2 separate regions of the Homo sapiens genome follow, and region 2 is linked to region 1. Evidence: chromatin contacts called from ENCODE POLR2A ChIA-PET data. All regions are on one chromosome and are shown on one strand. Each heading gives the region's core, a stretch centred on a gene start or an enhancer-like site at or near the end of the contact. The rest is flanking DNA. Distances are from core to core; before and after follow the strand shown.

What was found. ChIA-PET counts read pairs that join two places held with the same protein, here RNA polymerase II (POLR2A).
Region 2: POLR2A ChIA-PET joins it to region 1 with 18 read pairs in OCI-LY7. The contact joins two enhancer-like sites. POLR2A ChIA-PET finds 5 or more read pairs at or near these places in 3 of 52 experiments (H1, OCI-LY7 and naive thymus-derived CD8-positive, alpha-beta T cell).

What each region holds. Positions count from the first base shown.
Region 1 is chr17:4,202,649-4,206,951 of GRCh38, forward strand. It overlaps ANKFY1 (ankyrin repeat and FYVE domain containing 1), which reads right to left. Exons shown (of 25, transcript NM_001330063.2): 7 at 3,673-3,838. Among named protein-coding and RNA genes, the nearest start is that of ANKFY1, 59 kb to the right of the region's middle. Within about 2 kb of position 2,228, at least 10 of the 41 ENCODE cell types and tissues checked have a DNase peak (open chromatin) inside an H3K27ac peak, as active enhancers do.
Region 2 is chr17:5,013,997-5,018,299 of GRCh38, forward strand. KIF1C (kinesin family member 1C) reads left to right here. Exons shown (of 23, transcript NM_006612.6): 18 at 747-841. Among named protein-coding and RNA genes, the nearest start is that of KIF1C-AS1, 3.9 kb to the right of the region's middle. Within about 2 kb of position 3,000, at least 2 of the 41 ENCODE cell types and tissues checked have a DNase peak (open chromatin) inside an H3K27ac peak, as active enhancers do.

The sequences.
Region 1 (4,303 bases), core at 978-3,477:
ATTGTGCCACTGCACTTCAGCCTGGGCGACAGAGCGAAACTCCGTCTCAAAAAAAAAAAAAAAAAAAAAAAGAGAGATAAATACACAGTAAAGCTAAGAAAAGATAGGTTAATGAAAAATGTATAATACACCAAACATACAGAAGATAAACTGGGCAATACTGCACAGGTATATGAAAACCTATGAATGACTGGATTCAGATGGATAGCATGATAAAAAAAAATTTTATATCTTAAATCCTTAAGTCCTCTTAGAAGAATTATAGACTTTGGATCAGATTTACTTTATTAATAAGATCCAAATATAAAGTTCTTTTTACTTATAATCATACACATATATATATATATATATATTCACCCCACACAAAGAAGCTATTTAGAAATTACTAGAAATAGAAAATTAATAAAGTTTTACATTAAAAGAAAGCCCAGAGGGTACATAAAGGAAAAGGACAACTGATATCAGAAGAGCAGAACAAAGGGAGGGAACAGAAAATGTCACAATCACCGTTTATAAGGTTTCTGTCAATAAGAAAATGGTTAACACATTTTAGAAAGATTTCAAATCATCAGAAACAGTTAAAATAAAAGCTGGTGCTTAAAAGTTTCAGTTACTTCATCACCTCATTCACTGACACTGCCAGGTAAATGAGGCATGACTATTGACTATTACAATCCGTCCATATAAAAATATTCCTAACAAAAAACTTCACACTAAAAAAATCCATATATAATATTTCTTTCAATGCAGCTTCTTGATGGTTTTATTCAGCCAGTAACCTTCATTATTCAATTAATACAAACCATATTTCATGCTGCTCCAGTTGGTGGCATCATTTTCAAATTTACTAAAAATAACAGGAACAATCTACTGAAGAAACTCATCGGCCAGGCGCAGTGGCTCACGTCTTTAATCCCAGCACTCTGGGAGGCTGAGGCGGGCGGATCACCTAAGGTTGGGAGTTCAAGACCAGCCTGACCAACATGGAGAAACCCAGTCTCTACTAAAAATACAAAATTAGCCGGGCGTGGTGGCAGGTGCCTGTAATCCCAGCTACTCAGGAGGCTGAGGCAGGAGAATCGCTTGAACCTGGGAGGCAGAGGTTGCAGTGAGCCGAGACCGAGCCATTGCACTCCAGCCTGGGTGACAGGAGCGAAACTCCGTCTCAACAACAACAACAAAAAAAAAAAAAAAAAGAAAGAAAGAAAGAAAAAAGAAACCCATCAACTGATGTTGGTTATTAAGGTAAAAAAGTTCAGGAAGAACTGTTTTTATAAAGTGAAGACTCATCTTCTTGCTCAGATCAGGCTAATCCAAGGAGATGGCATCCCTCTGGCCAAACATGTGCCCCCTGTGGACTCCCCCAAGACACTGCCTGCCTGTTCCACTCTTTAGATAAAATGACTGGTATACTTGGTTATTAGGATGATCACTGACTATTTTGTTGACAGATTCTAATGTGTGCTCAGACTAAACCAAAATCTCATATATTAAAGACTTTCACTCTTTAACAGTTAAAGTGAAAAAAACTCCTACAGGAACTGGACCTGGTTATGGCATTTCCAACGCAGGGGCAAGCGATGAATGGCAGGGTTGACCCCACCATTCCCCTGGTAATCACTGCTGGGTGTACTACTAACATTGCCTCGCATTCTCTGAACAAACCAATAAAGCAAAAGTAATTCCCACTTTATGGATAAGGAAGACGTAGAATGTGACTTGTCCAAGGCCACAGAGTAAACAGATGAGCTCAGATTCAAACCTTGGTGAATACCAGCTTCATAAAGCCAGTGCTCTGTCTACCGTAATATGCAACACTCTAAAGTTAGCAAAATCAAGTTTATTATACCCACGCTGTAATCCACATACTTGCAAGCAATTAATAAACTCAGAGTGGAAGGTTAAATCATCTGAAAATAAACATCAAAAATGTATCACTAATTCTTGGCAATTCTTGTATCTAAGCAATCACCAAAATATTTAATAACTCAAAGATGATTTATCATCAAACATAAGAATTAACTCCCTGGGAGGAAAGAAACAAAATTCTCAGATTTTTTTTTTTTAGTAACAGGGTATCTGTTTCCAAAATAAACATCTCAGACACGAAACAGTGTGGGAAAGAATCATTCCCTACGTGGTGGAGATTTCCCCACTGAATCACACTCAGTGCTAAGCACCCGCTGGCTTTGCACAGCACATAACGGTGCTTGAGGAAGATGCATCTGCTCTTGACACTGACATACTCGAAGGATTTCCTACCCAGTGATGAGCAAAATTTTCCTCTCTACCAGCCAGCAAGCTCAGCACTCCAGCACATGGCTTATAAGGATACTTGTATTAAAACCTTGGCCCAAAAAGGACAAAGCTGGCACAGGACCACATCTTGATGTAACTACATTCCACCAACTAGGAGCAATTTGTGAATGGCAAAAATGTAGCACAGACAATAATAGTATAACAATGCATCATCAAAAGGGGAAAATATAGATGATTAAGATGGAACGAAACAAGTAGATTCTCTCTTTGATGTCTACGTGTAAGTAAAAAAAAGTGGCCATGGCAATGCACTTCAATCAAGTCAACCATCCCTCCACAAAACTAACGCTTTGACACTTTGGAAAGCTTTCATTTCTCACTGGAACTCTACCTCTATACAGATTTCACTCTGTCTAAAATGACCATTGCAAAGCAAAATCAGCCCAGATCCATTTGGGACTCATGAATTAGTAAGACTATGGAAAAAAACAAACAAAAACCTAGTATTTTTTTTTTCCTTTGACAAGTTAATTCATTAAGATTAAAATGTTCTGGGAGGACGCGGTGGCTCACGCCTCTAATCCCAGCACTTTGGGAGGCCAAGGTGGGTGGATCACCAGGTCAGGAGATCGAGACCATCCTGGCTAACACGGTGACACCCCGTCTCTACTAAAAATACAAAAAATTAGCTGGGCGTGGTGGTGGGCACCTGTAGTCCCAGCTACTGGGGAGGCTGAGGCAGGAGAATGGCATGAACCCAGGAGGCGGAGCTTGCCGTGAGCCAAGATCGCACCACTGCACTCCAGCCTGGGCGACAGAACAAGACTCCGTCTCAAAAAAAAAAAAAGATTTAAATGTTTTGTTCTCAAGTCTATCATTTCTGTATTCTTCCAACTATTAACAATGCATTCAAAATATAGCTACAATTTCAAATAACTCTGCTAGAACAAAATGAAACTCTATCAATTTATCATAATAGAGGCCTAGCCTGTTAAAGTGAAAACCCTGAAGCTAAGAACACGTTTCAAGGTTTATGGTTTTGCTACTATCCTTGTATCTGTGGTAGAATACAAAAGCAAAACCTTCCTAGCACAATTCCTGGAGAAAGCCATCCATTGAACAAGCAAACATATCAAGTGCTTACAAGTAAAAGGTACTTCTTCACACAAGTACCATCTTTGTAGCCTTTCTTTCTGGGGCCCTGTTGGCACGGTGAATGGCCAAACTAACACGGCATAGGCAACAGCTCTTGAGTGCTTCCTCTGACCCAATGATCAAATTCTAGATCATGTAGCCTGTGAGTACAGACTACAGAAGCCTTTGAGAATTTTGGGAACAAGGTCAGAAAGTCTTCAAAAATTACTCGGATAAAAATAAAATTGCCTGCAGGGAAACATACACACTTCTTCCTACCTCTTTGGATTCCTTTGTGTAACAAGCTCCAGCCACTCTTGTCCACCATGTCCACATCAGCTTTGTGACTAACCAGCGTGGTGGCAATACTCTCCAGTCGTCGTGAGAGGGCTAGATCTAATGCCAGATCTCCGTTATGATCCGCTTCATTCAGCTTCCCAGGGAGCTACACAAACAAGTTTGTAAATTAGCGCCCAGTGAGTAGAGAATACGACCTATTTTAATTTCTCCCACCTTGACCCTTAAATATCATCTCTTATACAAATGTCAAATTTAAGTGCTCCAACACTGCTTACTCCCCAAATTCAACTTTATTCACAAACTTCTATCAGGCTTCCTCAGGGTACATGTTTTCAGGGAGTACAGAATTAATGGGGACCACATAGCCAACATAAACAATGTGGGAGACGATTAAAGGCCACCAGGAAAATGTGGACAGAGTGCTGTGGGGCACGAGTGCCAGGCAGAGGCTCAGAGAGTTTTACGGTGAACAGCTAATGTTTTCATGAAAGGCAGTGGCGTTCCTATTTCATTCTTCCCAGCAGTTTAATGTCTCCCCATACACTGGACACCCGGGATAAAACATACTTCGCTCCCATCTGTCAAGAGCCATTACATTTCTTTCAAGGTC
Region 2 (4,303 bases), core at 1,750-4,249, 810 kb after region 1:
CATTCTTAGACCCTGATGCCATTGCCTTGGCCTCCCTTGGTGGGGCCTTCCCTGGGGGCGGGAGAAGGGAAACACGGCCTGGTCTGTGCGGTTGAGGGCTGGGCAGCTAAGGGCATGTGGCTCCTTGGGCTGGTATTATGAAGTCATGGGGGCTCGGTGCCTCCCCTAAAGGGGTGAGGGTGCCCTTCCCCTCCCACCACAGGCATTCGTGGCTGTCCTTGGTAGTCATCTTGGGTAGGGAGTGAGCTCTCAGGATCATCAACCTAAGGATGGGTGGAGGCCTGTGGCTGAGGGTGCCCGTTTCTCCCAGGTTTGCTTGTACCCAGGTAGCATGTACCCAGTGGCCCGGGGGGCAGCCTCTGCTTTTGGGGTATGGCTGCTGAGGGTTAGCCACATTGGTGCCTCCCTTCCCTGGTGGTCCCTGGAGATAACTCAGATCTCTAAACAGCTGCCTCCACAGCCCTGCATGCTCTCCCAGCTTCAAGAGAAGTTGGCGAGCCTGCTGTATAACATGGTGACTAAGAGCATGGCTTCAGAGTCAGGCAGACCTGGGCTCAGATCCCAGCATCACTTCACTGCCCACTGAATGAACCCGGGCAAGCCATTTCACCTCCCTGAGCCTCTGCTTCCTCATCTGTGAAATGGGAATAATTGGCTTGGTTCATTGAGTTGGATAAACTGGTGTTCAGGAGGGGCTTGGTTAAAGTCTGGCACATGCTCACAAACGTTGGCCATTGCTTCCCCAGGGTCGGCCAAGTAGATATGGACATCAAGCTGACCGGACAGTTCATTCGGGAGCAACACTGTCTGTTCCGGAGCATCCCCCAGCCAGATGGAGAAGGTAATGGCTGAGGGGGTGAGAGAGGCCAGACAGGGAGAGAGGCCCCATGTTCCACCCCACACACTGAACTCAGAGGTCTGGGTTGGGCACCAGGGAGTGCAGCCATATAAAGAGGGGATGTGGCCTTGTCCTCAGAGGGGCTTGGGGCTCATGGGTATGAATGGAGGAATACCACAGGCCCAGCCCTCTGCACCCACCCTGAGAAGACAGACTACTGTGTGGTCAGGCACTGGCGAGGGTTCTAAGGTAGAAATGGGACACTAGTGAGCCAGAGTGTGGGATTTTGCTGAAGAGAAGATCCTGCCCTTCTTGATCTTGTTCACCACAACTAGCACTCTGATCCTTTTTAAACAAAAACCTGTATTTGAATATCGGAACTTGTCCCTGTGGAAAACCTGCCTCTATCCAGCTATGACTGCCGAGATTTCTTTTTCTTTTTCTTTTTCTTTTTCTTTTTTTTTTGAGACGGAGTGTTCGCTCTTGTCGCCCAGGCTGGAGTGCAATGGCGCGATCTGGGCTCACTGCAGCCTCAACCTCCCGGGTTCAAGCAATTCTCCTGCCTCAGCCTCCCGAGTAGCCGGGATTACAAGCATGTGCCACCATGCCTGGCTAATTTTGTGTTTTTAGTAGAGACGGGGTTTCTCCCATGTTGGTCAGGCTGGTCTCGAACTCCTGACCTCAGGTGATCCGCCTGCCTCGGCCTTCCGAAGTGCTGGGATTACAGGCGTGAGCCACTGCCCCCAGCTTTTTTTTTTTTTTTTTTTTTTTTTTATCATTTGAGACGGAGTCTCACTGTTTCCCCCAGGCTGGAGTGCAGTGGCATGATCTTGGCTCACTGCAGCCCCCACCTCCCAGGTTCAAGTGATTCTCTTGCCTCAACCCCGAGTAGCTGGGATTACAGGCACGCGCCACCACACCAGGCTAATTTTTGTATTTTTAGTAGAGACGGGGTTTCACCATGTTGGTCAGACTGGTCTTGAACTCCTGATCTCATGTGATCCGCCCACCTTGGCCTCCCAAAGCACTGGGATTACAGGCGTGAGCCACTGCACCTGCTGAGGTGTATTTTTGAGGCCACCAGTTTGTTTTAGTTCTAACACTTAAAAAAAAATAGAATGATTTGGGTTCACATAAGCTCAAGCAAAGTCTCTGTGAAAATGAGTTGGGCAGGGAGGAAGGACGTGGTACACATGTGCTGTCTGTCAGCTTGGACCTGGTGTGTGTGTTGTGCCTCAGAGACCTAGGAGTGCTTGGCCTAACACCTTCCAGGGGACAAGGGACCTGGGGTGTGTATGGTCAGCACTTTTTTTTTTTTTTTGAGATGGAGTCTCGCTGTGTCGTCCAGGCTGGAGTGCAGTGGTGCGATCTCGACTCACTGCAACCTCTGCCTCCCGGGTTCAAGTAATTCTCCTGCCTCAGCCTCCCGAGTAGCTGGGACTACAGGTGTGCGCCACCACACCCGGCTAATTTTGTATTTTTAGTAGAAACAGGGTTTCTCCAACTCCCAACCTCAGGTGATCCTCCTGCCTTGACCTCCCAAGGTGCTGGGATTACAGGCTTGAGCCACCACACCCAGCCCTAATTTTTGTATTTTTAGTAGAGACAGGGTTTCACCATGTTGGTCAGGCTAGTCTTGAACTCCTGACCTTGTGATCCACCTGCCTCGGCCTCCCAAAGTGCCAGGATTACAGGCGTGAGCCACCGCACCCGGCCAGCACATTTTAAAAAATAACAAAAGACGCTATCATGTGCGTCTTACAGTGAGGTTTAAGACATACCTCTTGGGGCTGGTGGGGTGGCTCATGCCTGTAATCTTAGCACTTTGGGAGGCCGAGGTGGGTGGATCACTTGAGGTCAGGAGTTTGAAACCAGCCTGGCCAACATGGTGGAACCCCGTCTCTACTAAAAGTACAAAAAAATTAGCTGGGCATGGTGGCGAACGCTTGTAATCCCAGCTACTTAGGAGGCTGAGACAGGAGAATTGCTTGAACCTGGGAAGTGGAGGTTTCAGTGAGCTGAGATTGCGCCACTGCACTCCAGCCTGGGTGACAGAGTGAGACTGTTTCAAAAAAAAAAAAAAAAAGACATGCCTCTTCGGTTTCCATATGGTTCAGGGTCAGCCAATCAAGGCAGTTGTTCTGGTCTGGTTCAAGTCCTCAGTGACAGCAAATGCTTCCGGCATTTTGGGTTGAAAGCTGTTGAATCAGTTCAGCCCAGTGAGTTATTGCCAAGTTCCTGTTCTGCGGCAACCTCAAGCCATTTGCTGGGGGAGATATGAAAGCCATACAGGCCACCAAAAATACACCTCAGCAGAGCCAGCCCATGGGCAAGGAGCTACAGTGCGGAGAGATGACACCCGTGTGCAAGACTGACATAGGTCACAGTAAAGGCAGCCAATGATTCTGTGTTGCCAAGGGTGGGGATTGTGATGGTTTAGTCCCTGTGGGCCTTGGTTCTTTTTTTTTTTTTTTTTTTTTTTTGAGACGGAGTCTCGCTCTGTCGCCCAGGCTCGAGTGCAGTGGCGCGATCTCGGCTCACTGCAAGCTCTGCCTCCCGGGTTCACGCCATTCTCCTGCCTCAGTCTCCTGAGTAGCTGGGACTACAGGCGCCCCCCCACCACCACACCCGGCTCATTTTTTTGTATTTTTAGTAGAGACGGGGTTTCGCCGTGTTAGCCAGGATGGTCTCAATCTCCTGACCTCATGATCCACCCGCCTCGGCCTCCCAAAGTGCTGGGATTATAGGCGTGAGCCACGCGCCCAGCCTGGGCCTCAGTTCTTAACAGCAGATTTAAGACCTGGCCAGAAACAGGCAGAGAGGACGGGGGCAGCACAGACAGGTATGGATGTAGAAGAATGGTTTTTACTGACCATCTACTCTGTGCGTCCGCATTTTCTCACACAGCTCACAGGTGAGAGAACTGAGGCTCTCGGGGGTTAGGTGATTTGCAAAAGATGACACAAAATGGCAGAACTGGATTCAGACACAGGATGGCAGGCACCAGGGGCTGTGCTGTGAGCTCTGCCCTAGACTGTCAGATTATCATGGGTTCAGGGTAAGGCTGCCTGGGCCAAGCTGGAGCAGTCTTCTCACCCAGCCCCACTTTCCCTGCATAACACGTATTCCCTCCTTTTTTATTTTCATTTTCATTTTTATTTTTTGAGACAGGGTCTTGCCCTGTCACCCAGGCTAGAGTGCAGTGGCATGATCATGGTTCACTGTAGCCTCAACCTCCCGGGTTAAAGTGATCCCCCCACCTCAGCCTCCTGAGTAGCTGGGACTACAGACCTGTGCCACCACACCTGGCTAATTTTTGTACTTTTCGTACAGACAGGGTTTTACTGTGTTGCCCAGGCTGGTCTCAAAGTCCTGAGCTCAAGCAGTCCACCTGCCTCGGCCTCCCAAAGTGCTGGGATTACAGGCGTGAGCCACTGTGCCCAACCCTATTCCCTTTAGAGAGGA